Linked DNA regions of Homo sapiens: region 1 is linked to region 2. Evidence: read pairs that join two places in POLR2A ChIA-PET (ENCODE). Cell type or tissue: HepG2. All regions are shown on one strand. Links, peaks and the distances in the headings refer to the core of each region. The heading gives the core; the rest is flanking DNA. Region 1 has its middle 26 kb from the start of C9orf50. Region 2 holds the start of LINC01503 (long intergenic non-protein coding RNA 1503).

The links. ChIA-PET counts read pairs that join two places held together with the same protein. Peaks named below come from ENCODE experiments on the same cell type or tissue, not always from the same donor. Only the 100,000 strongest peaks of a DNase experiment are listed, where the experiment ranks them.
Region 1: POLR2A ChIA-PET joins it to region 2 with 6 read pairs; 9 of 35 experiments call an interaction of 5 or more read pairs at or near these places.

What each region holds. Positions count from the first base shown.
Region 1 is chr9:129,587,957-129,602,886 of GRCh38, forward strand. No RefSeq gene overlaps it. Among named protein-coding and RNA genes, the nearest start is that of C9orf50, 26 kb to the right of the region's middle. RefSeq lists enhancers at 1-409, 12,314-12,813 and a silencer at 9,461-9,680. In HepG2, for the core only: no CTCF peak of the experiment used is centred there; DNase peaks (open chromatin) are centred at 8,695, 9,135 and 9,545; H3K4me3 peaks cover 1,114 bases.
Region 2 is chr9:129,332,790-129,347,719 of GRCh38, forward strand. It overlaps LINC01503 (long intergenic non-protein coding RNA 1503), which reads left to right and starts at 4,134. Exons shown (of 4, transcript NR_120686.1): 1 at 4,134-4,199; 2 at 6,003-6,128; 3 at 9,043-9,254; 4 at 14,437-14,688. RefSeq lists enhancers at 1,217-2,416, 1,400-2,202, 3,007-3,810, 3,811-4,614. In HepG2, for the core only: a CTCF peak has its summit at 11,300; DNase peaks (open chromatin) are centred at 11,202 and 12,512.

The DNA of each region.
Region 1 (14,930 bases), core at 7,489-11,488, 250 kb after region 2:
ATTAGCCGGGCATGGTGGCACTTGCCTGTAATCCCAGCTACTTGGGAGGCTGAGACAGGAGAATCACTTGACCCCGGGAGGCGGAGGTTGAGGTGAGCAGAGATTGCGCCACTGCACTCTAGCCTGGGCAACAAGAGTGAAACTCTCTCTCAAAAAAAAAAAAAGAAGATTGTGGAGTCTCGTTAAGATGGCAGCACTCTTGTCCTATCAATCCAGACTCTATGGTTAGATAGGGAGATGGGCTGGCGTGCTTTTTCTGGCTACTTCCTGCTGAAAGGGGGCCGTAAGATTGCTGGTTTTGGATTGACTGGAGGAGTAGCACCGTCTTCAGGTGTTGTTGGGGGGTAGTTTGTGAGATGGCTGTGATCCTGTCGGTAAGGAACATTTAACCAGGAACTGATTTGGTTGGTTTTCTTGTCGCTCCCTCATTCTTTGAGCTCTTTCCTTAAGTTTTGGACGGCATCCCTTACCAAGCCTGGCTGGTTGAGATAGAAGCAGCATTCTTCCCCTAGAGAGAGGCAGGAACCTCCCTTCTCTGTTGTAAGGAGGTCGAGTCCTCTCCGGTTTTGGAGGACTCCTCCGGCTGGGGAGTCTAGCTGGTCTTGGATTCTTACAAGGCCCTTGGCTATATCTTCTGAGGATTCTTGTAGGTCTGTGGAGAGAGACTTAAAATTTGAGAGTGAAGTGGCTAATCCCCCAGCTCTTAAACCAATGCCTGAGCTGATGCCCAGAACAGCCTATAAGGCAATGATTTGGACTGCCCTTGTCTGTTTGACATGCTGAATGGAAGGCACCGGCAGGGCTGGGTTAGGGGGAATTATTCCGAAGCCTGGAGAAAGGGGGCCCAGAGTACAGGTGCCTGTCCAATCGGTTGGGAGGCAGAGGTAAGTGTTGGTGCCAGGCAGGAAAACAGGCCTGCTTCGGAAATGCAGGTAGAGATATGAAGGGAAAAAAGGTGGATTAAGGGCCTTTGGTTGTTTGTGGTGGGTTCCTGGCTCCAAACAGACAGTGTAGATGCAAGGAGGCTCTGATGATGGTGAAGATGTGTTGGGAGTCAACCTTTGAACATTTGATGCGATCTGGAGCAGGACCAGTTATGGATAGCCACGGATAGAGATGTGTGTTGGGGATAGAGCAATTAAAGGAGGTAGCCGTGATGTGGGGGGTGGCTATAAAGCGAACTGGTTGGAGGAGCAACCCACTGGCTTCTGGTGACACTTGATATTCAACCCGGTTAGTTTGATGGTCTGTAGCGTGCTGGATAGAAATGGTTTTGTTACATTCTCCTGGAATGAGGGATCCTATGGGGCACATGCCCTGTGTGGCTGAAAAACAGTGGAGCCCATTGAAGGAGAGGGATATGAAGAGTAAGGGGTCCTTCAATAGAGGGGGCGGGGGGGAGCATATTTTGTGTTTTGTTTTGTTTTTGAGACAGGGTCTCGCTCTGTTGCCCAGGCTGGAGTGCAGTGTTGCCATCTCGGCTCACTGCAACCTCCGCCTCCCAGGTTCAAGCAATTCTCCTGCCTCAGCTCCCCGAGTAGCTGGGATTACAGGTGTGCGCCACTGCGCCCGGCTAAAATTTTGTATTTTTAGTAGTGATGGGGTTTCACCCTGTTGGTCAGGCTGCTCCTGAACTCCCAACCTCAAACCATCTGCGCGCCTTGGCCTCCCAAAGTGTTGGGATTACAGGCATGAGCCACAGCGCCTGGCCGTGGGCATATTTTGTTAGAGAGTTATAATATGTTTGGAACAGTTTATTGGCTTGGTTAGCAAATTGGGTAGGGTAATTGCCAAGTACAGTGTCTGCCCTTTCAAAGCAGGAAGACCGCTTTTGGAGTTTATAAGTCAGGAATGTTTTTTGAGTTAACGTTGTAGGGAGAAGCGCCGATTGGGCTGTATATGCCGACAATGAGGAGAGTGATAGGCACATCCAACAATTATGAGCATAGGAAGGATTAGCTTGCCACAGCAGGGACTGAGTGAGATTCAAAGAAAGTTCCAGATGCTTAGCTTTGAGGAGTGACTTGATGCGGGCTGCGGATCCCATTGTAGTGAGGAAAGGTAAACTTAGGGGAGAGGGAACATCAGGCAGAAGGAAAAGAAAGTTATTTGGGTGGGGGAGAAATCCTAGGAGGTACCTTGAAGCCATAAGTCCAACAGAAGGTTAAAGGTTTGATTAGGGGAAACTAGAGGCTCCTCGTGAGGGGACCAGGTAATGTCTGAGCTAAGGAGTGTGAGGAAGAGGTGAAAATTGTGGGGAGAGGGCAACATAGAAGATTGATAGGCTTTTATTTATTTTTATTTTTATTTTTGAGACGGAGTCTCTCTCTGTCACCAGGCTGGAGTGCAGTGGCACGATCTTGGCTCACTGCAACCTCCAGCTCCCAGGTTCAAGCAATTCTCCTGCCTCAGCCTCCTGAGTAGCTGGGATTACAGGCGCGGACCACCACAACCGGCTAAGTTTTGTATTTTTAGTAGAGACAGGGTTTCACCATGTTGGTCAGGCTGGTCTCAAACTCCTGATCTCGTGATCCACTTGCCTCGGCCTCCCAAAGTGTTGGGATTACAGGCATGAGCCACCGCGCCCGGGTGATAGGCTTTTAATAGAGAGGTTTAGGTGGAAGTTTCTTCTTTGGGAATCCTGGTTAGGCAGACAGATGTAGGCCCCGTGGAAACACAGGAAAAGGTTGAGAGGGTTTTATTCTGAGTTGGTGGGGGGCTGGATGGTTTCTTTGAGGGATGAGGGGTGGAACAAATTAGGAATTCCCTTGAGCTTAGTGGCTGTGGGGTAGCCAGAATAATCTAATAAGGGCCATCCTGCTTGGGCTTAAGAGGGTTGCTGGGGGTTTCTCTTGGGGTTTGGAGAACCTAGTCTCACTGATGGAGAGAGGGGTTGTCTGTGCTTGGGAGTGGTTGGGGTAAGGTGCAGTTCACACATTTCCAAAGGAAACTGCGGACTGCCTGTAGGAGTGGAGTAACAAGGGAATCGGGGAGTGAAGGGGCTTTTTTGAGATGGCGTAAAAGAGGCAAGAGGTCTCCTGTACATGAATTAAATGCACTAATCATTAGGGGTTTGCGAGGGAGAGCCCTAATTTTGAGAAGGGCGAGGGGCAATAAGGTGGTCCAGTCTTTGTGGGTTTGTAAGGAGAATTTTGTGAGAGTATTTTTTAGAATGCAATTCATCCTTTCTACCTTCCCAGAAGATGGAGATCAGTAAGGAATATGGAATTTCCAAGTAATATGAAGGGCTTTTATAAGATTTGGGGAGGACAGGCCTGGTGTCTCATGCCTGTAATCCCAGCACTTTGGGAGGCCAAGGCAGGTGGCTAAAATACTAAAGTATTTTTTCGACTAAAAATACAAAAAATTATCTGGGTGTGATGGTGGGCACCTGTAATCCCAGCTACTCAGGAGGCTGAGGCAGGAGAATCGCTTGAACCCGGGAGGCAGAGGTTGCAGTGAGCTGAGATCGCGCCATTGCACTCCAACCTGGGCAACAAGAGTGAAACTTGGTCTCAAATATATATGTGTGTGTGTGTGTGTATGTGTGTGTGTGTGTGTATATATATATATATACACACACACACACATACACATACACACAGAAAGTAGTTTGGCGGCCACAGTAGAGGCTCTTTTATTGGTGGCAGGGAGGCTTTCAGGGGGCATGAAACCATGTATCTAGCTAAAAATACAAAAAATTTCCAGACGTGGTGGCACACGCCTGTAGTCCCAGCTACTCGGAAGGCTGAGGCAGGAGAATCGCTTGAACCCGGGAGGCAGAGGGTGCAGTGAGCCAAGATCGCCCCACTGCACTCCAGCCTGGGCGACAGAGGACAGAGCGAGACTCCATCTCAAAAAAAAAAAAAAAAGATATTGGGGAATTTCTTGATTTGCTGAGGTCATTCTGGCTCATTTGTCAGCCTTGCGATTTCCTAAGGAAATATGACCCTCATTTGATTGGTGTTCCCTGCAGTGAATTATTGCCACTTTTTGGGAGCAAGGCAGCCTGTAACAAATGGCGAATGAGCTTTCCATTAACAATGGGGGTTCACTTTGTGGTGAGGAAACCGCGTTCACTCCAAATTTGGGCATTGGAATGAATGATGTTCTATGCATATTTGGAGTCAGTGTAAATATTGACCTGTTTTCCTGCTGCTAGGGTTAGGGCCCTGGTTATGGGCCTACCTGCTGGGAGGATGTGCCTGCTGGTAAGAAAGAGGCTTCTATGACTCTTCAGGGAGGGAGGACGGGGGTGTCATCACGGTATCCTTCCATGATAATATACCCTGCTGAGAAAGGAGGAACTCTGGACACACTGCTGTCTAGAAACCAGCCTGGAGCTCCCTTTATAGGTGCGTTGGTTAAATGATGGAACGTGATAAGGGAGTCATCAGTGATATCAGTGCAGGAGTGCAGGGGTGACTCTAAGAGGGGTGTTGAGGGTAAAAGGGTGGCGGTGTTAGGAGGGGAGCATTTACGGAGGGAGAGAAAGGATTGGAGAATGGCTGAGTGCAGGGTCTGGATGCGGGAAGGGGATACTGTTTGAAGTGCCCTGTGGCTGAGCATATCTTGCAAGTCATGTGATGAATAAACTTGCAGGGGTTTATAGAAGATGAAATTTTGTGCCTCTGGGATAATTAAAGAGGCTGTGGCTAAAATGTTTAGGCAAAGAGGCCAACTTTTTTTTTTTTTTTTTTTTTGAGACGGAGTTTCGCTCTTGTTGCCCAGGCTGGAGTGCAATGGCGCGATCTCGGCTCACTGCAACCTCCGCCTCCCAGGTTAAAGCGATTCTCCTGCCTCAGCCTCCCTAGTAGCTGGGATTACAGGCATGTACCACCATGCCCGGCTAATTTTGTATTTTCAGTAGAGATGGGGTTTCTCCATGTTCGTCAGGCTGGTCTCGAACTCCTGACCTCAGGGGATCTGCCCGCCTCGGCCTCCCAAAGTGTGGGGATTACAGGCATGAGCCACCGTGCCCAGCCGTGAGGCCAACTTTTATAGATAAGATCTAGCTGCTTGAAGAAGTATGCAACAGGTTGAAGAGAGTCCCCTGTGGGCTGGGCCAAAAGGCCTAAAGCTCCGTTTTGGGAGCTGTGTAAGTATAAATGGAAAGGTCGGCTGGGGTTAAGGAGACCCAAAGCAGGGGCCCAGGTTAGAGCTTGTTTTAAGCAGGACAAAGCATGATGAAGTTCAGGAGTAGGGGCAATAAGCTCAGCGAGGTTTCCCTTTGAGGCCTCATATAATGGCGTGGCAATCACTACAAAATTGGCAATCCATAGCTGGAAGTACTCCATGAGTCCCAAGAAAGAGAGACAGTCTCTTTTGGTATGAGGGAATAGGATGCTCTGGACCATCTGCTTGTGTGTTGAGGGAATTTCCCAGGTGGCAGGGGTAATCATGAGGCCCAGGTATGAAACCTTGGAGGAGGCTAATTGGGCCTTTTTTTTTTTTTGGACAGCTGGTAGCTGTACTGGGTGAGGGAGTTTAAAAGGGTAACAGTATGCTGAATAGAGAGTTCCTCTGAAGGGGAACAGAGCAGCAGATCATCTACATAGCGAAGGAGGATGGGAGGTGTTAGGCAAAGTTTAGAGAGGTCTGCTTGAAGGGCTTGTCCAAAAAAGTTGGGGGGCTGTGTCTGAAACCCTGGGGGAGGACAGTCCATGTGAGCTGTTGGGAAATGTTGGTATCTGGATCCATCTGGGTAAAAGCAAACAGGTTTTGGGAAGAAGGGTATAGAGGTATAGTGAAAAAGGCATCTTTTTTTTTTTTTTTTGAGACAGAGTCTCGCTCTGTCGCCCAGGCTGGAGTGCAGTGGCGCAATCTCGGCTCACTGCAAGCTCCGCCTCCCGGGTTCATGCCGTTCTCCTGCCTCAGCCTCCTGAGTAGCTGGGACTACAAGCGCCCGCCGCCATGCCAGGCTAATTTTTTGCATTTTTAGTAGAGACGGGGTTTCACCGTGTTAGCCAGGGTGGTCTTGATCTCCCAACCCCGTGATCCGTCCGCCTCAGCCTCCCAAAGTGCTGGGATTACAGGCGAGAGCCACTGTGCCTGGCCTGAAAAAGGCACTTTGAGGTCTAGTACTGAAAAATGACTGGTATGAGGGGGGATTCTGGAGAGGAGTGTATAGGGATTAGGAACGACTGGGTGTGTAGGGATGACAGCAGAATTGATTTGACGAAGGTCCTGGACAAGCCGGTAGGACCCATCCAGCTTCCGGACAGGGACAATAGGGGTGTTATGAGGGGAATGGGTTGGAATGAGGATGTTGGCAGCTAACAGTTGGGAGATGATGGGCTTGAGTCCCCGAAGCCTCTCAGGGCTGACAGAATACTGTTGGACTGTGATCTAATGAGAAGGATCCTTTAATGAAATTTTAATGGGGAGTGGTGGGCCGCCACGACTGCAGAATTTGTGTTGACCAAACAATAGGATTTGTTTGAGTTATAATGCTAAGGTCAGGTGTTGGCTCCTTAACTTCAGGTAGGGAGAATTTGGGTTCCTGGCATAAAAATAAGTAGGGATGGCTTTGGCCAAGAGCCCAAAGGTGGAGGAAGCCACGCAATTTGTGCAGCAGGTCTCTACTTAGAAGAGGCATGGGGCAATGTGGGATTAACAGGAAGCAATGTATGAGGGTGACGTCCCGAAAGGAACAATATAAGGGGAGTGTTTGGAGGGGAGTTTTCTGAATGCCCTTTATGCCAACAACAGAGATTAAGGAGCAAATTAGAGGTGTGGGGAACAATCTTGGCAGAGGGAAGGACGTGAGCAAAGGTAAATGAAGGAACTTCTTGCCATTTGCCATTTCGATAAATGAAGTTATCTAAATCCCTTAAAATTTGGTGGTCGAATGTGCCGTTTTCAGGCCAACGGTTGCCCTTGGCCTGAGGCCAGGCAGTATTGCAAAAGAATATAAGGCACTTTACTTTAATGTCCCCCTTTATACCGAGTTTAGAAAGGTTACAAATCAGGAAACCTAGAGGGGAGGAAGGAGTAATTTGAGATTGATTGGAGCCCATTGAGATTTGGCAAGGAAAGGCCAGGGGTGTCTGCCGTTAGACTAGGCATCCCCAGAAAAAGGGCAGAGACGGGAGATCCTCTCAAGAGGAGGTAGACTGAGGGGAAAGGTCAGGCATCCCTGAACGTCACCCTCCCAAGGTCTCTGATGGTCCTAATGGTCCCCAGGAGACCGGGACTGCGGACCTGAGTCTCCTGGGTAGCACAGGAGAGACAGGTGGGGGCAAACCTTACTAATTAGTGTCTGGTGTTGGATGTTTTAGAAGGAACCAGCAAAGGACCTCTCAAACTGGAGCCGTTGGGGAGAAACAGAAAGTAAATTGCCCAGATCCAGCGGTTGGAGGCAAAATTCTGGGTCCGGGAGTTTTGAGAACCCATCCAGGGGTAGCCCTGGCCACAGCCTCGAAGTCCTCTCCTGTCACTCAATTACCTCATGCAAATCACTTTTAAAAAAGAGGAAGAGTTGAGGGACTAGGCGGGAAGCCAGAGAACCCTCAGGATCCAGGAATTAGCCAGGGATGAGCTGTCGGGGCCCACTGCTTCCTGGGTTGCAAGAGTTCTCAGCCCCAAGACTCATCCCGGGGTTTGGCAGCAAGTATTGGAATAGAAAGATGAAGGAAAGAAGAGGCAAGAAGGCAGTTCTACAGTGGAGATGGATTTATTAAGAGTAAACCTGAGAAGGGCTTCTGGCCAGCAGGCTCAGGAGCAAGCTTCTCATATAGCCTGAGGCTTTTTAAAGGGCCTGGTTGGGGAAGTGTGCTTTTTTTTTTTTTTTTTTGAGACAGAGTTTCACTCCTGTTGCCCAGGCTGGAGTGCAATGGTGGGATCTCAGCTCACTGCAACCTCCGCCTCCCAGGTTCAAGCAATTCTCCTGCCTCAGCCTCCTGAGTAGCTGGGATTACAGGCGCCTGCCACCACACCCAGCTAATTTTTTTGTATTTTTAGTAGAGACCTGGTTTCACCATGTTGGCCAGGCTGGTCTTGAACTCCTGACCTCAGGTTATCTGCCCACCACAGCCTCCCAAAGTGCTGAGATTACAGGCATGAGCCACCGCGCCCAGCCCGGAAGTGTGCTTTGAGGAAAGATTCTATGTGGAGGAGTTGGGGAAGTGCTGGCTGGTTGTGACTGTTGGGGACTTTGTGAGGTTCTGCTGCAGTTACAGCCTTATGCTCTGTTGAAGCTATGGGCAGGGTTGACATTTGCGGACAGTTTTGAGACATGGAAACTTGATACTTTTAAGATGGTGGAGACTTGTGAAGATGGCGGCACTCTTGTCCTATTAGACACAGCCTGTTGGGGGCCCCTCTCTCTTGGCTCCTCAGGGGCCAGCATGGCCACCTCAATCCCACCAGCTTCGAGACCTCAACTTCTCTGTGGGCCTCAGTGTCCTCATCTGCAACTTGGAACAAAAACTCTGTCCTCAGCCAGCAGCCCTGGGGAGCTGGGAGAAACCAGGCAATCAGCCCACTAGGTGGGCAGAGGAGAGGGTTCCAGGAGACAGCTGCAAAGCCTCCTGGGACTCTGAGGACAGAGAACCCTGGGGGTGGGGCTGGAGCTTTCTAGGGGCTGCCAGTGGTTGAACCCAAGGGCCGAGGCGGCAGCTGGGGGCCCTCTGCAGTGAGGAGGAGGTCCCGGCTGGAGGTCGGGAGAGGGGTCACCCAGCTTTGCAATCTGATGGGCAGGGAGGAGAAAGAGGCTATGGTGCGCCTGCATGGGTGCATTGGAAGCTATAAGGCTCCAGTGCGCGGGGCCGATGGGCTCTAGGACCCTGGAATTCTCTCAGCACCCGCCCACACACTGACCAGTCCCCAAGGCTTATTAGTATTGTGATCGCTATTATCGAAGGACCCCCTCTCCCTGTCTCCTGCGCCCACCCACAGCTGTCCAGACTGGGGGATGCGAGGATGCCCTCCAGGTGTCCACAGCTGGGGTTCTGGGCCAGGGATTACCAGAGTCTGAGCAGCCTTGGGGGACGCTGAGGCAGGGGGCCGGGGAGGAGGGCACCCGGGAAGAGGGTAGGGCAGGAGGTTTATGGGAGGCCCCACAGGAAGAGAGGACGCCCTTCCCTCCCATCCCCCGCAGGGAGGAGCTGAGGCTGGAGCCTGGGAGGGGAAGATGGGAAAGGCGCTCCTGGCAGAAGGAACAGCGTGTGCTAAGGCCGGAGTGAGGCAGTAGCTGAGAAGCAGTTCTGTCTGGCCAAGGGGCCAGGAGGGAGGAAGAAACGGGTGGCGCGCAGGGCACCCACGGCAGGGCCTTGAATGCCGGGATAACTCATTCCTCGCTCCTAGCGCGGGGCTGGGCCGCCCTTGGGCCCTGGGGAGGGCGTCAGGCGGGACCCTTTGTCCCTCCCTCCGCCCCCTCCCCTTCACTCTCCCCTTTCTCCCCCTCCCGCCCCTCCCCTCCTCCTCCCCGCTCTCCCCGGCCCTGTCCCGGGAAGGCTGGACCGGCCCGCGGCTTGCCCTTTCAAGTCGGCCTCCCGGAGTCTCCGGAGCCGTCCGAGCGCTGGGGCCGCTGGCGCGGACTTCAAAGCCCGCCGCCCCCAGCCAGATCCGGTTGCGGGTGGGGCGGGCGAGCTGGGAGGGAGGCGGGTTTCGGTGGATTCCCCTTTCATCCCGCGGCTGCAGCCGGGCGCAGACCTCGGGGAGGCCCGGCGCGTCCCCGCTGGGCAAGTCCCTGCAGGGCAGCGACCGGGAACGGAGGGCTGGGGACGCCACGAGGCCGCGCCGCAGGGCGGGGGAGGCCTGAACCCAGACTGGGGGCTTCGGACCCGCCTGCGCTGTGGGACCTCAGGCCAGCGCCTACCTGTCGCTGGGCCTCAGCTTTCCTGAATGCCCTACTCCCTGCCCAGGACTCCTCTGGGGAGGGGCATTCGGGAACATTCAGTGGCCCTTGGACAGCTGAGATAGGAACAGGAAGCTAAGCTGGGAGCCCGGGCTCTCCTTGGGGTACCTGCCCGACCCCACCCATCCCACCGGAGAGGAACCGCTTCCTGCATCAGCCAAGCCCTGCCCGCAGTGTAACCCGTGGTCCAGCCTGGCCCTCTCTGGGCCTCAGCTTCCTGGAAGGCTGAGGGGGTGGCGGCTGAATGCCCTCCCTCCGGGTTGAGGTGTAGCGCATTCCTTCTTGCCGTCCTGTTTCCCGGTCCCTAAAGTAAGGGTGGAGGGAAATGGCTCTCCCTTTCTGGTGTAACCATAAGGAAGTGGCTGCCTGACATTCTGTAGCCGTCCGCGTGCCCCATCCAAGCCCCACAGAGCCCTGTGTGTAGATTAAGAACATCCTTTTTTTAGGTGAACAGCCTGAGGCAGAGGGGGTGTCGCTTGCCCCAGGTCTCAGCTGGCAGGAAAACTGGGACTTGACACAAAGTTACTTGGGCTTTCCTCCACCTTCCTCCCTGCCCGTGGTCCCCACTGATTGCAAAACAGTCATAGGGGAGGTGAGTCCAGGCTGGGAATTTGGAAAGCAGACACTGACATAACGTGGGGTGCAGGCGCAGGAGTAGTATCACCCCCGCTTTACAGACCCAGAAACGGACACCGAGAGGTTGCGAAGCCAGACAAGGGGCAGAGCTGGGTATTGACGCAGATTTTTGGGGCCCCAGAGACTTGAGGTTTAGCCACTGCCTCTGGGGTGAGAGGGGCAGGGCACTTACTGTGTGTCAGGCCCAGGCTGGGAAGCATCTTGATCAACACAAGAACCCCAGCTGGGAGGTGGTGGTGTAGGAAAGGGGTCCAGATCCAGACCCCAAGAGAGGGTTCTTGGATCTCTCGCAAGAAAGAATTCAGGGTGAGTCCATAAAGTAAAAGCAAGTTTATTAAGAAAGTAAAGGAATAGGCCGGGCATGGTGGCTCATGCCTATAATCCCAGCACTTTAGGAGGCCGAGGTGTGCGGATCACGGGGTCAAGAGATCGAGATCATTCTGGCCAACATGGTGAAACCCCATCTCTACTAAAAAATACAAAAATTAGCTGGGCGTAGTGGTGCGCGCCTGTAGTCCCAGCTACTCGGGAGGCTGAGGCTGGAGAACAGCTTAAACCTGGGAGGCGGAGGTTGCGGTGAGCCAAGATCACACCACAGCACTCCAGCCTAGCAACAGAGCGAGACTCCGTCTTAAAGAAGAAGAAGAAAAAAAAAAAAAGTAAAGGAATAGGCCAGGCACGGCGGCTCACCCCTGTAATCCCAGCACTTTGGGACGCTGAGGTGGGCAGATCACCTGAGGTCGGGAGTTTGAGATCAGCCTGGCCAACATGGAGAAATCCCATCTCTACTAAAAATACAAAAATTAGCCAGGCATGGTTGCATGTGCCTGTAATCCCAGCTACTCAGGAGGCTGAGGCAAGAGAATGGCTTGAACCCAGGAGGCGGAGGTTGCAGTGAGCTGAGATCGCACCACTGCACTCCAGCCTGGGCGACAGAGCAAGACTCTGTCTCAAAAGAATGACTACACCATAGAGCAGCGCTGAGGGCTGCTGGTTGCCCATTTTTATGGTTATTTCTTGATGATATGCTAAACAAGGGGTGGATTATTCATGTCTCCCCTTTTTAGACCATATAGGGTAACTTCCTGTCATTGCCATGGCATTTGTAAATTGTCATGGCGCTGGTGGGAGTCTAGCAATGAGGACAACCAGAGGTCACTCTGGTTGCCATCTTGGTTTTGGGGGGTTTGGCCAGCTTCTTAACTGCAACCTGTTTTATCAGCAATGTCTTTATAGCCTGTATTTTGTGCCGACCTCCTATCTCATCCTGTGACTTAGAATGCCTTAACCGTCTGAGAATGCAGCAGCCCAGTAGGTCTTGCCTCATTTTACCCAGCCCCATTCAAGATGGAATTGCCCTGGTTCAGACACCTCTGACAGTGATACGACCATTGCGCAGGCCTGGGACTGAGACACAGAGAAGTGAATGGTGAGGCCAGGCACAGTGGCTCATGCCTGTAATCCCAGCACTTTGGGAGGCCGAGGCGGGTGGATCACCTGATGTCAGCGGTTCGAGACCAGCCTGGGCAACATGGTGAAACCCCATTGCTACTAAGAATACAAAAATTAGGCCAGGTGCAGTGGCTTACGCCTGTAATCCCAGCACTTTGGGAGGCCAAAGCAGGTGAATCACCTGAGGTCAGGAGTTCAAGACCATCCTGGCCAACATGATGAAACCCTGTCTCTAATGAAAATACAAAAATCAGCCACTCGTGGTGGCAGGCACCTGTAATCCCAGCTACTCTGGAAGCTGAGGCAAGAGAATCACTTGAACCGGGGAGGTGGAGGTTGCTGTGAGCCGAGATCGCACCACTGCACTCCAGCCTGGGCGACAGAGCGAGACTCCATCTCAAAACAAACAAACAAAAAAATTAGCTGGGCGTGGTGGCACGCCCCTGTAATCCCAGCTACTCTTGAGGCTGAGGCAGGAGAATCACTTGAACCAGGGAGGTGGCAGTTGCAGTGAGCTGAGATCACACCACTGCACTCCAGCCTGGCGACAGAACGAGACTCCATCTCAAATAAAAAGTAAATGGTGGGCCCCAGTCTCACCAGAAGTGACTGAGTCAGAATTGGAACCCAGTCTGCCTGGCTCCTATGCCCCTGCACTTGATTTAGAGCTTTGCCCAAAGAGAGCTGTACTGCTTACCCACTCGCACCAAACACTGCATGGTTCCAGAGCCCTGGAAGGGTGTCTCTGCGTGGGGCCTAATCTGCCAAGAGGGGGCAGTTTTAACGGGCTTCCAGCATGATGCTGAATGTACCCAGGCTGGTGGGCTGGGACAAGTGCCCAGGTATCTAGCAGATGCCGCCCCAGCCCAGAGATTTAAAATTCCTCCCTGGAAAAATCAGATAATCAAAGAAGTCAAATACCGTGAAATGAATGTGATCCCTGCCAGAAGCCCAGAGGGAACATCTGAGAAACACTGCATTGCAAGTGCAGGCACGGGACCCTCCCCCTTGCCGTATAGGCAGGGAAACTGAGGCACGGTATGTGGCAGGGAGATGTTCACAGATAGGATCCCCATCCCTTTGCGCAGCGTTCATTCAGGGCCTTCTCTGTGGCAGGCTCTGTGTTAGGGACCTGTCCAGTCTCTGCATTCTTGGAGCTCAGGGGCTACTGAGTATGGTCCATGTGTGCCAGCAATGCCACCACTGTTCCGTCCTGATTGTGGTAAGTGCCACACAAGGAGAACTGTGGGGAGCTGGTTTCATTTGGAAGAGCTTCCCTGAGGAGGTGACATCTGAGATCTGATGTTAAGTGGGAACCCGTGAAGCTGGTAGGAGAGCATTCTGGGTAGAGAGGAGGGCATGTGCAAAGGCCCTGGGGTGTGAAGGAGTTTGGCTCAGGAGCTAAAGGAGAAGCCAGAGGCCTACTGCAGAGTGTGAGGGGAAGCACAGAGGGGGAAGAAGGAGAGAGGAGGGAGGAGGCAGAGGGGCCGGGGCCTTGGGGCTCAGAGGAGTCCCCAGGACTTCAGTGCTGGGGTGCCGGGGGGAGGGACAAGCAGGGGGAGTCAAGGCTGGCAACCAGGAATCCTGCCGGACGGACGTGCTCAGGGACACCCCAGGACTGCAAACCCCAGGAGAGTCCTGACTGGGAACAGGAGAGCAGAGGGAGCGGTCTCCAGTCTTGCTCTAAAGCCGGCTCTGTTCTCTCCTAAAAGAAAAAGGAGATCAAAAGGAAAATTTGCAAGTTAGATTTACCCTCAATTCTATTAAACCACCAAAAACTGTCGATAAATAATATTAAGGTCTTTTTTTCTTTTTGAGACGGAGTCTTTGTCACCCAGGCTGGAGTGCAGTGGCATGATTTCGGCTTACTGCAACCTCCGCCTCCTGGGTTCAAGCAATTCTCCTGCCTCAGCCTCCCAAGTAGCTGGGATTACAGGCATGAGCCACCCTGCCCGGCCCATAATATTAGGGTCTTAACTCCACAAACGCTAGAAATTTCAGCCTGGAAGGCCCATGGAGGCCATTCCCTGTCCTCCCAGCATTGGGGATGCGGGAGGGGAGCCAAGAGGCTCTGGGTGGGAAGGTCTGGCCGGGTCTGTTCAGCCAGTGGGCCCCTCCCCATCCTTCTTGGGCAGGCCCCCAGGTAGACCCAGGGGTGTCCCCAGGTGTGGTCTGGTCCTTCTCAGAAGTGCAGTGTTTACAGGGATGGGCTGTTCCTCTGGTAGGATGGACAGCTGCTTGGAGGAGGGTGGTGAACACCTTTTTTTTTTTTTGAGAGGGAGTCTTGCTCAGTTGCCCAGGCTGCAGTGCAATGGCGAAATCTCAGTTCATTGCAACCTCTGCGTCCCGGGTTCAAGCGACCCTGTCACCTCAGCCTCCCGAGTAGCTGGGATTACAGGCACGCGCCACCACGCTTGGCTAATTTAAAACATATATTTTTAGTAGACATGGGGTTTCACCATGTTGGCCAGGCTGGTCTGGAACTCCTGAGCTCAAGTGATCTGCCCGCCTCGGTCTCCCAAAGTGCTGGGATTACAGGCGTGAGCCACTGAGCTGGCCAGGGGTGAGCAACTCTTATTCCTTGTCTGGAGAAGGAGGGAAAGAGAGTGGAGGGAGAGGAAGGACAGGGAGGAGGAGGGAGTCAGAAGAGAAGAAAGCGGGAAGGAGGAGGAGAGAGAGAGGGAAAAACAGAGAGAAGAAGGGGAGAGAGGAGGCAAGCAGCAGGGAGGGAGAGAAGGAAGAGAGGAAGGGGGAAAGGAAAACAGACAGGAAGGAGGGAGGGAGGAAGGAGGGAGGGAGACATGAGGGAGTTAAGGGGGAGGGAGGGAACAAGTGGAGAAAGCAAAGGAGAGAGAAGGGAGGGAGGAAGGAGGGGTAAGAAGGGAGGAAGAAGAAAATTAGGGGGTAGAAGGAAGGGGGCAAGAATGTGGAGGGAGGGGAGAGATGAGGGAGGAAAAGGGAGGAGAGAGGAAAGGAGAGAGGA
Region 2 (14,930 bases), core at 9,626-13,625:
CCAGCTGTATGCAGGAGTGGTGTCTGGGAGATGGGAGGTGCTGACCCCAACCCAGGAGGAAGAACCAACCTGAGCCTGCAGATTTCTATGTGGCCTGGGATGGCAGAATGGCCATGTAGGCTGCAGGAGAGCCTAGTACCAGGCCCAGCTGCCATCTGAAACGTGTCCTGCTGGTGGCACTTTGGCGTGGTTCAGGTGTTCTGGTCTTAGAGTCCATTTGGTTTGTACATGAAAATATGTTAGCGGCCTCTTTCCAGTAAGGTTCTGTTTTTGTTTTTTGTTGTTGTTTGTTTTTGTTTTTAGACGAGTTTCGCTCTTGTTGCCCAAGCTGGAGTGCAATGGCATGATCTCTGCTCCCCGCAGCCTCTGCCTCCCAGGTTCAAGCGATTTTCCTGCCTCAGCCTCCCAAGTAGCTGGGATTACAGACATGTGCCACCACGCCTGGCTAATTTTGTATTTTTAGTAGAGACAGGGTTTCTCCATGTTGGTCAGGCTGGTCTTGAACTCCTGACCTCAGGTGATCCACCCGCCTCGGCCTCCCAAAGTGCTGGGATTACAGGTGTGAGCCACTGAGCCCAGGCTTTTTTTTTTTTTTTTTTTTTTTTTTTTGCGACGGAGTCTTGCACTGTTGCCCAGGCTGGAGTGCAGTGGCGCAATCTCGGCTCACTGCAACCTCCACCTCCTGGGTTCAAGCAATTCTCCTGCCTCAGCCTCCCAAGTAGCTGGGACTACAGGTGCGTGCCACCACACCAAGCTAATTTTTGTATTTTTAGTAGAGACGGGGTTTCACCATGTTGGCCAGGCTGGTCTCGATAGCCTGACCTCGTGATCCACCTGCCTCGGCCTCCCAAAGTGCTAGGATTACAGGCGTGAGCCACCGCGCTCAGCCCAAGGTTCTGTTTTTTATTCAAGGCGTCTTAGGGCTTAGAGCTAAACTTGACCATGTCATTCCACACATAAGCCCTTCCCTGGCTCCTCACTGACCTCAGATGACGGTTCATGCTGGGAGTGGCCTCAAGGCCTTCTGGGACCTGGCATGGGCCAAGCTCTCCCACCTGGGGCTTTCCTCCCCTTCCTCTCTCTCCTCCAGAAACACAGATTGAAACATGAGAACGTCTCTCTTCCCTCTAGAGCCTCACACTTGCTGCCTCCTCTGCCTGGAACTCTCTCCCTCTGCTCTCACAGGGTTCCCTAAGTGTCGCTTCCTCCAAGAAGCCCTCCCTGATGAGTTGAGCCACTTTAGTTTGTGCTCAGGCTCACCCTGCACGTCTTGGTTGCTCTCATCACTGTAATGATCTAAAACACACGTCTGCTCATGAGACCCGCATCCCACCCCCGATGCTGGGGCCGCTCTTGGATTTTCATGCCTGCTGCCAGCACCCAGGGGGAGCTCCGGAAATGTCTGCTGGGTGAGTCATGAACGCGCAACCTGTTGATCCAGGTTGGTAATCAGTGGCCGGGCCTGCCAGCAAATCACCTGACCCGGTCACCCAGAGGCTGGGAAGGACTGCCGCGGCTGCCGCCCAGATCCCTCCTTCCTCCCCCTGAAGGCTCTGCCTGGAAGGAGCGAAGGGGTTAAGTGTTTCTGGCGGCCTGGTGCTGTGTCTGCTGCAGTTCCCCCTTCCGGGGCTGCAGCAACCCGAGGTTGGCGAGGAATGTTTGCAATGCAGAGCTAGGAGGAGGGCGGGCTGCTAGAGGTGGGGGCCGAGGCAGGCCCGCGGCCAGGCTCCCTAGTTGAGCAATGGCCCTGCTGGTTCCTGTAACTCGGACCCCTCCCGCCTTTTCCCGCCCTGCCGGCTTCCTCCACCCCGGCTGGGCTGCCTGCCGGGCAGTGGGGGCGGCCTGCACTCAGCTGCAGAGGGAGGTGGAGGGACAGAGGCCCAGATAGCCTGAAGGTCAAGAGTGAAAGAGAGGGGTTCCCTGAGAGACAGAGCAGGGGTGCAGTTGGCTCAGCCACCCCAGCCCAGAGAAGCGGGGCCTTTTCCAAAGTCACACAGCAAGACACCAGTGAATTGGGCCACAGCTCTGGGTCTGGCCTCTTTAGTTCCCATAACTCTAGGCTGCAACTCCCACACACAGCAGGGAGGTCACATTGCCACTCAGCTGGGAAGCTTTGAACCACAGGGGACCCTCTCCCAACAGAAGGCAAAGCCCCCCCACCCCAATGCACTGGCTTGGCCTCTTCACCTAATCCCCAGGGTCTCAGAGAGGACAGTGCACCCACTGGTCTAGGTGCACCCCTCCATCCTGCCATTAACTCCCCACCACTTCCCACTGCCCACTGCCCGGCCAGGTCTTGGGGACCTTGGTCACCTCTGTTCCTCGCTTCCGGGAGTATGAAGTAAATGAATGAAGGCCAAACTTGAGCTGGTTCTTGAAAACCCTCTCTCCCCTCTTCCTCTGGGTCTTTTCAAGGAAGGACCAAACTGGCACGGTGGCTCATGCCTGTAATCCCAGCACTTTGGGAGGCTGAGGTGGGTGGATCGCCCGAGGTCAGGAGTTCGAGACCACCTTGGCTAACATAGTGAAACCCTGTTTCTACTAAAAATACAAAAAATTAGCTGGGCGTGTTGATGGGCACCTGTAATCCCAGCTACTCTGGAGGCTGAGGCAGGAGAATCGCTTGAACCCAGGAGTTGGAGGTTGCAGTGAGCTGAAATCACACCATTGCACTCCAGCGTGGGCAACAAGAGCAAAACTCCATCTCAAAAAAAAAAAAAAAAAAAAAAAGGAAGGACCTTCATGAGTACCAAATATTCACTTGGGCTCAGACGCAAAACTCAGCTCTTTCTCCACAAGCACCCCCCTCCTTTGGGGGGAAGCTGTGTTCCCTGACACTGTGGGATGAGCTCCTCCCTCTGCCGGCAGTATTTCCTCTCTGGGGGACCTCTGGGGAGGTGGCCTTGCAGTTGGGCACACCTGGCTTGCATCCCAGAGGCACCACCTTCAAGCTTCCTGGCTTTGCCACACCTCTCTGAGCCTCGGTTTCCTTATCTGTGCCATGGAATTCAGAGAGGCCCCAGTCTCACTAGGCTGAGGCTCAGGGCCAGTTGCCTTTTCCTGGCCCCACAGATGTATGGTCAGTTTGGGGGTATGCCCCCATCCCTGCTCTGGGCTTTGCCTAAGACAGGCTGTGGGCAGCCCTCAGAGGCGCCAGTTTGGCCACACCTGGCTGGAATCAGCGGGTGGGTGGGAGCACACAGCAGGGACCCAGTGCCTTCTAGAACACAGCTAGCAGTTCCCGTGAAAATCAAAACACCCCATTTTACAGGTAAGGAGGCTCTGGGAGGAGTGGCTTGCCACACTATGCAGATATAAAGAGGGATATTCACCAAGAAAAACATACCAATAACACCAAGGGCCCTCCTACACATTGTTCTACCACTATTTATTGAGCACTTACTACATGCCAGGCAATGAGCCAAGTGCTTTACAAGGCTGACCTATTTCAATCCAACAGCATACCGAAGAGGGAGGCATATTGATCCCCCTTTTACGGGAAACAGTGAGGTTGATGCATTTGCCCAAGATCACACAGCTCTTGGGGAGTGGAGCCTGACTTTGAATTTAGGCCGCCCGCCCCCAGAGCCTGTGTTCTTGGCCATCCTTCTTCGCACCTGGCTTAGAGACCCAGGCTCTGCATAGAGGGGCCCAGTGATCTTGGGTTAGTCCCTTAAGCCCCAGCCTAGCAAAAGGGAAAGGAAATATCTTCAGCACCCAGTGAGGGGGAGCTCAGAGAGGGGACCCCTTTTACTACAGGGCACACAGCCGGCTGAGCCAGGACCCACCACACTCAACTCCCCGGCCCCTGGCTCCCAGGAGGTGGCTCCTCCATGGCCGGGAAGGACCCCCACGGCTGCTCCCGCAGGCAGATGGACAGACGATGGCCCCCTCCCACGGCCTGCGGGCTGTGTGGCATCGCCACCTCCTCCCGAGCAGGCTGCCTTTAAGAAACCAGAAGATTGATTTCCTGGCAGGCTCTACGCCGAGGAGCCCGTCCAAATGGTTTGCATGTCTGCATTTTTTACTGCTCCGTTTAATATGTATGCAAATGCCGGCCGGCTGCGCCCGCCGCGCGGCTGCACAGTCACACGCGGCGCCCCATTAAAGCGGCCGTCCCGGGCGCGCGCCTCATTCGAGGCGACGGGCTCCGGGCCCTGATAGATGGGGTGCGGGGACGGAGACAAATGACGGCCTTTGTAATTTCTTTTCTCTCTTTTTCCGGGGGAGGGGGAACTCGCAGAGGAGATTTAAATATATGCAAAATTGTTTGCGGGCTGGGGGTGGGGCGGAAACCTGAAAGGGGCGGCGGGGGGAGGAGCTGGTGTGTTCCTGGTGGGAGTCGGGCTGGAGGCAGGAGGGGAGCCGGGCCCCCACAGTCACCTTCTGGCGGAGACAGCCGAGCGAGCCGCTCTGCTCCTGATAAGCAGGCCCGGTCCTCTGGGAAGCGTGGGCTTCAGCCGCAGAGAAAAGGAAAATGCTGGTTATTTTCGGCCCCGTTACACGCGGGAAGCCGGGGATGGTGGTTTTTCCCCCATCGCACCACCGCTTTCTTTTCTTGGGCTTCCAGGGCTTATAACTTAATTGGTACGGTGTCATTTAAGTTTCGCATTAGCCCATGAAGTGGGTCCCGGGTTCACACCCATTGTGCAGATGGGGAAACTGAGGTTTGCGGGAGTGAAGTCCCTTGGGGAGGGTTGCAGAGAGAGTGGGTGGGGATTGGGTCCCTCCAGAGCCCTGTCTTTGATCCCCACGGCCCTCTGCTGTCTCTCTGGCTCTCAGCGGTGGGGTGTCCGCGTGCCTGCCTGTGCCCCAAATCTGCCCGGGCTCGCCCCATACCACGAGCCAGCCCCCTCCTCCTGCCTGCCCCCACGCGCGCCAGGTGACAGGCCCACAGCCCAGCGAGCTGGGGGACTGAGCCTCACATTTTCCAAATATTGCTTAAGCCTAAAATCCGAAGTGCTGGTTTTAAAGGAATCTTTCCTAATTTGTCAGGATTTTAGGCCACATGGCAGCTGGGGGCAGAAACATTTCTGAGAGGAGGCTCCAGCCTCAGGAGAGACCCACCGTGGAGCAGACCACTCAGACCCACCGGAGACCCAGAGTTACACACTGCTGTGTCCGTGTGTGCGCGCCTGTGTCCGTGTGTGCTTGGGTGTGTCGTGTCATTGTGAGTGTGCTGGTGTGTGTGCACCAGTGGGAGTAGGGGAGTGTATATTAGTGCATGTGTGAGTTTCAGTGTGTATGTGTTAGTGTGTTACGGGAAAGGGGTCCTGATCCAGACCCCAAGAGAGGGTTCTTGGATCTCGCGCAAGAAATAATTCAGGATGAGTCCACAGTGAAAAGCAAAAGCAAGTTTATTAAGAAAGTACAAGGGATTGGGCGCGGTGGCTCGCACCTGTAATCCCAGCACTCTAGGAGGCCGAGGAGGGCAGATCAACTGAGGTCAGGAGTTTGAGACCAGCCTGGCCAACATATAGTGAAACCCTGTCTCTACTAAAAATACAAAAAAAAAAAAAAAAAAAAATTAGCTGGGTGTAGTGGCATATGCTTGTAGTCTCAGCTACTTGGGAAGCTGAGGCAGGAGAATCGCTTGAACCTGGGAGGCGGAGGTTGCAGTGAGCTGAGATCACGCTACTCCAGCCTGGGCAGAGCAAGACTCCATCTCAAAAAAAAAAAAAAAAAAAAAAAAGGGATAGCGGTAAAAAGACAGCTACTCCGTAGACAGAGTAGGATGTTCCTGAAAGTAAGAGGAGGAGCGAGGAACGCATCCACCCTAGGTACAATGCTTGTATATATGGGGAGATTTGCTCTGCTACAAGGGTTTGTGATAAAGGATTAATTTTCTTAATTACTATATTTTGCAAGAATCGATATTATTATCTTTAAAGCAAAATTAGGAATGCCTTTGTTCTTCAGATATGGCGATATCTGGACACTCCTAAGTCCGGGTCTGTTTTAGTAAACATTATTAATTTGTTCCCTTAACCATAAACCTCTAGGGGCTCGGAATACCCACCTTTCTGGTAATGCAGCCCAGCGGGTCCCAGCCTCGTTTTCCAGCCCTCACTCAAAATGGAGTCGCTCTGGTTCGAACGCCTCTGACAAGTGTGTACCTACGTGTCAGGGTGAGTATGGGGCTGTATGTACACACGTGTCACTGTGTACACGTGTCGGTGCGCATGTATGAATGTGTGTTGTCCTTGGCTGGCAGGCAGCTGGAGTGTGAATTTCCCTGAGGGTTTCCACTTCCCTGTGGTTCAGGCTGGGGCCGTCCCCGCTCTCCTGGCCCCAGAGCTGCCCCACTAGGCAGGGAAAGCCTCTGGAATGAGGGAACAGGATATGGCTCCATGAGGCCCCCACAAGCCAGAGGCACCCCTGAGCTTTGCATAGATGGGAAGGACTTGGATTGCTGGGGCCGGGCTGGAGCCTGGGAATCCTGAGCCGGAAGTGAGGGGTGCACACAGCTGTCTAGAGAAGCCCTCTGCGTGTGCGTGTGTGTGTCCCTCCAGATCTGTGCATGTTGAGTCACTCGGGGAAGTGGCTCTCCTCATGTAAATGTCTTCAGGATGAAGGGAGGTCCTTCTGGTGTCTGGACTTGAGCTTCTCTGGGGGCAGAACCTGGGCTCTGGGGGCTGCTATTTGGGAATCACCCTCCTTGCCGCCCCCTGGGCCAGTGCCCTGAGGACACTGGAGGGGTCCTTGAGCCCTAGTGGGGGGTAGGGTGTGTGTGTGTGTGTGAGAGAGAGCCAGAGAGAGTGTCTGTGAGCAGGGGTGTATGTAAATGTGTGTGAGGATGTGTATATGTGCATTGGTGTGAGTTGTGTGTGTGAGGTTGTGTTGGGGTGAGGGTGTGGGCGTGTGAGTTGGTGTGAGGGTGTGTGAGTTGGTGTGTGTGAGTTGTGAGGTTGCGTTGGGAGTGAGGGTGTGTGCATGTGAGTTGGTGTGTGAGTTGTGTATATGTGAGGTTGTGTTGGGTGGGGGCAAGGGTGTGTGCATGGGTCTGTGAGTTGTGTATGAGGGAGGATGTGTGCATGGGAGTTGGTGTGTGTGAGGGTGTGTGAGGGTGTGTGTGAAAGTGTGTGGGTGTGAGTTGGTGTGTGTGTTGTATATGTGTGAGGTTGTGTTGGGGTGAGGGTGTGTGTGTGAGTTGGTGTGTGAGTTGTGTATGTGTAAGGGTGTGAGTGTGAGTTGGTGTGTATTTGAGTTAGTGTGTGTTGGTGTGCATGCGAGTTGGTGTGTGTGAGTTGGTGTGTGTTAGTGTGAGTTGTATATGTGTGAGTTGGTGTGTGTGTTGGTATGAGTTGTGTATGTGAGTTGGTGTGTGTTAGTGTGAGTTGTGTATGTGTGAGTTGGTGTGTTGGTGTGAGTGACTTGTGTATGTGTGAGTTGGTATGCGTGTGAGTTGGTGTGTATGTGAGATGTGTGAGTTGGTGTGTATGCGAGTTGATGTGAGTTGTGTATGTGTGAGTTGGTGTGTATGAGTTGGTGTGTGAGTTGTGTATGTGTGAGTTGGTGTGTATGAGTTGGTGTGTGAGTTGTGTATGTGAGTTGGTATGAGTTGGTGTGAGTTGTGTATGTGTGAGTTGGTGTGTATGTGAGTTGGTGTGTAAGTGACTTGTGTATGTGTGTGTATTGGTGTACATGTGAGTTGAGTTGGTGTGTGAGTTGGCATGTGAGTTGGTGTGAATTATGTATGAGTTGGTGTGTGAATTGTGTATGTGTGAGTTGGTGTGTGAATTGTGTATGTGTGAGTTGGTGTGCATGTGAGTTGGTGTGTGAGTTCGTGTGTGAGTTGGCATGTGAGTTGGCACATATGTGAGTTGGTGTGTGAGTTGTGTATGTGTGAGCGCATATGAGTTGTGTGAGTTGGCATGTGAGTTGGTGTGAGTTATGTATGTGTGAGTTGGTGTGTGAGTTGTGTATGTGTGAGTTGGTGTGCATGTGAGTTGGTGTGTGTGTGAGTCCGTGTGTGAGTTGGCATGTGAGTTGGCACATATGTGAGTTGGTGTGTGAGTTGTGTATGTGTGTGTTGATGTGTATGTGAGTTGCTGTGCGTGTGAGTTGTGTGCGTGTGAGTTGGTGTGTGAGTTGTGTATGTGTGAATTGGTGTGTGTGTGAGTTGTGTGTGTGTGAGGGAGGGTGTGTTTGTGGACAGATGTGTGTGCGCCTGGATGTGCCGGACCGGTTGGGAGGGGCGGATGGACCGAGGCTCCGCGACAGGCATTTCCGAGCTCCCCTGGCAGATCTGGCTTAGGAGGAGCTGCAGGGACCAGCGCTGAGGGCCCTTCTGGCTGCCCTGGTCCGGGCCTTGGTGTCTTCCTGGTCTCATCTCTCTCTAGTCTCTGCAGTCCCCTGGGCTCTCCAGTCCCACAGGGGGCTCTCCCTTGGAAACCCGTGGGGAATGTCACCCGTGGGGAATGTCTCTGCCCACCCAAGCCTCCCCGGGGAACGGCAGACAGGATGGCCCCTCAGGCCGGCACCTCCCAGAACTCACGTCCCCACAGTGGCCCTGGGGTCCCCTCTGGCCTCACGCCCGCTCCTCTTCCTCTCTTTCAAGATTTGCCGGGTGCTGGGCCCCAGAAGCCAGCCCTCCTGACGTGTGGCGGCCGTCCTCACCGCTCCCTCCTTCCCTGCAGCATTCCCCAGCCCCCGGCCCACCCTCCTCCCACCCGCTTCCTGACCCAGGCTCCCGGGCCTTCCCCTCGTGGCCACCTAGCTGTGTGCTTTGTTTGGCTGCTGTCACCCCCAGGAAGGTGATCCCCGTGAGAACTCAAATAGCAGATGCTCATCTGGGACCCCCGCCTCCAGCCCCAGGGGAGGTTTCCTGGTCCTCACTGTGGCCGGGGCATGGCTCCTTCACCCCGGGGCTCACCCTCGGTGTCCGTGAAGTCCAGCCGACGGTGACCCTAAGTCCTCCCTCCACTCGCCTATGTTTGGGGATAGCCCATCCTTCCTGCAGGCCTTTGTCTTGGTGTCACCCTGCCTGAGCTGGCCCCAACCACAGTAGCAACAGTGATGCTGATGTGTGACTGCTGCCAGGAGCCTGCTCACATGACCGTGTGGAGAAAGTTCTTTCCCTGAGGACCATCTGGAGTGGACGCGTGCACTACCCCTCTCTGAATACACCCTCCCCACGAGGCCCTCTGGAGCATCCTGTAGAGCCAGCCCCTACCCAGAGACCCTGAGCCCAGAGAATGCGCTGGGTGGTGAGCCTGGGGACGAATGCAGAGCCCTAGGTCTCCTCTCCAGAAGTAAGTATGGGGTTTGTGTAAATTGCTTGGTCAGGAGGGCGGGACCTGGGGTCTTCACTAGGCTTCCCAAAAACTGGGTTGAGCACATAGTAGGTGCTCACTAAATAACTGTTGAAATAGATAAGCAAGGAGGCTGGGCGAGGTGGCTCACATCTGTAATCCCAGCACTCTGGGAGGCTGAGGCGGGCAGAGCACCTGAGGTCAGGAGTTCAGGACCAGCCTGGCCAACAGGTTTAGTGATGAAACCCCGTCTCTACTAAAAAAAAAAAAACCAAAAATTAGCTGGGCGCAGTGATGCACGCCTGTAACCCCAGCTGCTCAGGAGGCTGAGGCAGGAGAATCGCTTGAACTTGGGAGGCGGAGGTTGCGGTGAGCCAAAATCGTGACACTGCACTCCAGCTTGGGGGCAACAGAGCAAGACTTGTCTCAAAAAAAAAAATATATATATATATATGTATATGTGTATATATACACACACACACACATATATATATATGCAAGGGGATGGAAGGATGGACACAGGCATGGGTTTGGGCCACACAGTCTTGCTGGGCCTCCTGCCCATGGCCCTCCTGGGGTCCGGAACCTGGCAGAGGCTGAGGTTCCGGAGAAGTTGGGCCCCCAGCCTGTTCACTGGGGCACAGGTCACGCTGTAGACGCAGCCCCACTAGCTTGTTTAGGGGTCGAGGACTCCTACAACATCCCCGGGAGGGGGGTGGCACTGGGACCCTTATTTCCTCCTGTGGAAGCAGAACCAGGTGACCCTCGCCCCCCGGCTGGCTGTGGTGCTGTGTGTCACCCGGCTGGGTCAGGCCCTGACACCGAGCAGGGTTCACTGTGGCTCTTGAAGACCTTGTTGTTGGGGCTGAAACGCATCTGCACCTCCACCTGGGTCCTCCGTCCCTCAGGGTGGGTGTTTATTCCCAAGCAAGGGGTCACCCAGAGAGCAGCCCAAAACCTCCCTTGAGTCCTGAGGAAGGGGCAGCCAGAGGCTGGGCTGGGAGGAGGCGTGGCAGGCGTTGGGAGCAGCTGCTCCAAGTGCAGTGACCATATTTTTCTGAGCTGAAAAATGAGGACACAGGATGTAGCTGAGGGCTTTCTCAGGTTGGTTCACTTAATGAAGGGGAAAAAACCTTCCAAAGGTATGAAAGTTAAAGCTTATTTAGTTATGTGGGGAATAGCTTGTTTTTGTGGAAGGAACCTGAGTTTCCAAAATCAGGGGTTTTCTGGAAAGGAATAATTCCATTTGGCTAATATTTGGGGGGCACCTGGACCAACCTTGTCTTTAGTGGGAAGCAAAGCAGGCATGATCCTGGCCTCACAGAGTGACGTAGGGAGACGGACAGTATTCCAATAATTTCATGGTTCAGAGGTCTTTTAGGAGGTAACTGATGAAGAGGGAGCGCAGGATGGGGTGGGGAAAGCACATTCCAGGCAGGGAACAGCATATGCAAAGGCCCTGTGGCTGGAGGGAGAGCTTCGCGTTTGAGGGACAGGAGGGCAGCCCCGAATGTGACGAGCGAGAGGGAGAGGAGGATGGAGATGTGGGCAGGGGTCAGTCTGGGCGGTGGCCAGCAGCCATGAGAGTGTGATGGGCTGTCTCTGGCAGGCAGTGGGGGAGCCATGGATGGTTGGACACAGGCGTGACCTGGTCATCCTGGTGGATGTTGATGGTGATGAGGAGAAGGATGGGGTTGAGAATCGTAGGAGGTACTGAGTTCTTACCGCGTGCCAAGCACCATTTCACAGATCGAAGTGAGGGCTGGGGAGGGGAAGTGACTTATCCAGGTCACACCACTGGCAAATGGCAGAAATGGGACTCAGACCGCATCTGTCTGGCCACACAGTCCGCACGCTCGTCCTGCATGTCCTGTACACACTGTACACAGAGCTGCCCTTTGTCTGGATGCGGAAGCCAAGGGACATGCAGACGACCCTGTCACCTGCCTCCCTGTGGTGCTGACTCCTCTCTGCTCTGAGTTCCAGGCTGGGTGGGGACTGCAGGTCACAGGATTGGCCGGAGCTGGAAAAGCCCAGCTCAGTTCCTGCTGAGGCCCAGCAGGGGAAGGAGAGGTTGCAACATCGGCGGAGGCTGAGGTTCCGGAGAAGTTGGGCCCCCAGCCTGTTCACTGGGGCACAGGTCACACTGCAGACGCAGCCCCACTAGCTTGTTTGGGGCTCGAGGACTCCCACAACATCCCCGGGAGGGGGGTGGCACCGGGACCCTCATTTCCTCCTGTGGAAGCAGAACCAGGTGACTGCACTGCTGTAGACCCACCAGCGGCATTGAAAAAACCCTCACCAGGCTGGGCGAGGTGGCTCATGACTGTAACTCCAGCACTTTGGGAGGCCAAGGCAGGCAGATCAATTGAGGTCAGGAGTTCAAGACCAGCCTGGTCAACAAGGTGAAATCCCATCTCTACCCAAAATACAAAAACTAGTCCGGTGTGGTGGTATGCACCCGTAATCCCACTACTCAGGAGGCTGAGGCAGGAGAATCGCTTGAACCCGGGAGGCGGAGGTTGCAGTGAACCGAGATTGCGCCACTGCACTGCAGCCTGGGCGACAGAGTAAGACTCTGTCTCAAAAAAAAAAAAAAAAAAAAAAGAAAGAAAAGAAAAAAGAAAAAGCCCTTATCCCCTCCTTAATCATTAGGGAAATGCAGATGAAAACCCGGATGAGACGTCACCTCCCACCCATTAGGATGGCTACTATCAGGAACCAGAAAGAACAAGGGCTGGTGGGGAGGAGGTGGAGAAATTGGAACTCTCAAGCATTGCTGGTAGGAATGAAAATGGTGCAGCCGCTGTGGAAAACAGCATGGCAGTTCCTCAAAAAAAGTAAAAATAGAATTACCATATGATCTAGCATTTCCACTTCTGGGTATGTACCCAAACGCGTTGAAAGCAAGGCCTCGAAGACATATTCATGCTCCCATCTTCATAGCAACATCACTCACAATAGCCAGAAGGTGGAAGCAACTCAAGTGTCCTTGAATGCAGGAATAAACAAAATTTGATACATACGTACAATGGAATATTATTTAGCCATAAAAAGGAAATTCTGACACACGCTATAACATGGATGAACCTTGAAGACATTACGCTAAGTAAAATAGCCTGTCACAAAAGGACAAATACAATAGGATTCCACTTATGTGAGGCTCTAAAGAAGTCACATTCATAGAGACAGAGAGTGGAATGGTGATGGCCAGGGAGAAGGAGGAGTTAGTATTTCACGGGTACAGAGTTTAAGTTTTACAGGATGAAAAGAGTTCTGTGGGTGGATGGTGGTGACCGTTGCACAATAGCATGAATGTACTTAACACTACAGAACTACACACTTAAAAATGGTTAAGATGGCACATTTTATGTGTATTTTAAAAAATTTTTATTCTCAGTTCTCTTATGTTATTGACAGCTGGCTTTCTTTTAAGTTTTTTTTCTTTTTTCTTTTTTGAGACAGTGTCTCACTCTGTCACTCAGGCTGAAGTGTTGTGGAACCACCACAGCTCACTGCAGCCTTGAACTCCTGGGCTCAAGCGATCCTCCCACCTCAGCCTCCGGAGTAGCTACCACATCCAGCTAGTTTTTTACTTTTTTGTGGACACACGGTCTCACTATGTTGCTCAGGCTGGTCTAGAACTCCTGGCCTCAAGCCATCCTCCTGTCTGGGCCTCCCAAAGCGTGGGATTACAGGCGTGAACCAACTCCCGGCCTTAAGTTAGTTGCTTTTGTAAGAAATAAAAATACCAGGCGGTAATTGGCATTAGAGCAGTCAAAAATCTCAGATGCTAGTGTTCCTGGGCAAGTAACCTTGCCTCTCTGAAGCTCAGTTTTCTCATGGGGAAATGGGATCGTGATGGCACCTCCCTCCTGGAGCCACTGTGAGGGTTCCATGATGCCTCCGAGGTGCTCTTCCCAGCGGCCAATGTGCAGTGAGCACCCAGCTGCCCCTATAGGACTGGCAGGTCTTCCTTGAGCCTTTGGGGTTAGGGATTTAAGCAGCATAGGCCTTAGTCAGAGGAGAAAAAGTCCCTTACCCCACCATCCACATGGGGAAACGGGCCTAGAAGAGTCAAAGGACTTGCCAAGATCTCTCAGCATCTCCTGAACTGGAATGTGGTTTTCCAAGAGTCCCCTCAGGACCCGGGCCAGGCTTCACCTGTGCCTGGGTGTGCAGCTGTATTGGTCAGCAGGGCTCCCTCTGCTGTGGTAACAAATGAACCCCGCATCTGAGCGCCTTAAAATGGTCAAGGTTTGTTTCGCATCCGGCAAAGTCTGCTGTGTGTCCAGGCAATTCTTTTATTTTTTTTTTTTGGAGACAGAGTCTCTCTCTGTTGCCCAGGCTGGAGTGCAGTGGCACAATCTCAGCTCACTGCAGCCTCCGCCTCCCGGGTTCAAGCGATTCTCCTGCCTCGGCCTCCCGAGTAGCTGGGACTATAGGCGTGTGCCGTCACGCCCAGCTAATTGTTGTATTTTTAGTAGAGACGGGGTTTCACCATGTTGGCCAGGCTGGTCCCGAACCGCTGACTTCAAGTCATCTGCCCACCTCGGCCTCCCAAAGTGCTGGGATTACAGGTGTGAGCCACCGTGCCCAGCCTCCAGGTGATTCTTCGGGGTAACTGCCCTCGCTATGAAGGGAGGCTTAAAAATCCAGGCTGCCTCCTGCTGGTGGCACCCCCATCTCCAGATCACTGAGTCACGGGAAAGAGCATCACATCACTTCCTCCCACGGCTCACTAGCCGGGGGCCTCATGCAACCGCAAAGGTGGCGGGTCCTAAGAAAGAGACGAAAACTGGCTATAGGTGAGCACTAGATGTTTCTACTCACAGTCAGGGTGGGGTGTGAATCGAGCTGCCCCTTTCAAAATACAAATGAAGGCTTCCTGTTCTTTTTCTGTCCTTGAAGAATCCCGGGGACGGGCCCTAGCAGGCAGGCATTTTTTTTTTTGAGACGGATCTCGCTCTCTCGTCCAGGCTGGAGTGCGGTGGCATGATCTTGGCTCACTGCAACCTCCACCTCCCAGGTTCAAGCGATTCCCCTGCCTCAGCCTCCCAAGTAGCTGGTATTATAGACATGCACCACCACCCCCAGCTAATTTTTGTGTGTGTGTGTATGTGTGTGTGTGTGTGTGTGTATATATATATATTTATTATTATTATTATTTTTTTTTTTGTAGAGACCGGATTTTGCCATGTTGGCCAGGCTGGTCTTGAACTCCTGACCTCAAGTGATCCACCTGCCTCGGCCTCCCAAAGTGCAGGGATTACAGGTGTGAGCCACTGCACCCGGCCTCAGGCAGGTATTTTTACCAGCCGAATACTCTTGCACTGTGCACTCTTCGTGTTCATCATCAGTCCCCCGGATGGGTGTTTAAGGCATTTCCAAAGCTCTGTTATTAAAAACACGATGCAATGAGTTTCTTTCAGCATTTCCCCTTGTTGCCGTGTGAATGCGTCCGTGGTATAACTTCCTAAAAGTGGAATCGCTTGGTCAAAGGGTGGGTGCATTTAGCAACCTGATGGCTTTCCAGGAGACAAGTGCTGCCTCCCGGCCACGAGCTTTTAAGAAGAACTGTTGATGGAACCCGAGCTGGAGTCCCAGGGACCGGGGCGAGTTCTCCATCCCAGGGGATTTTCAGATGGGACACTGGGGAGAAGCTGCCCTGCCCAT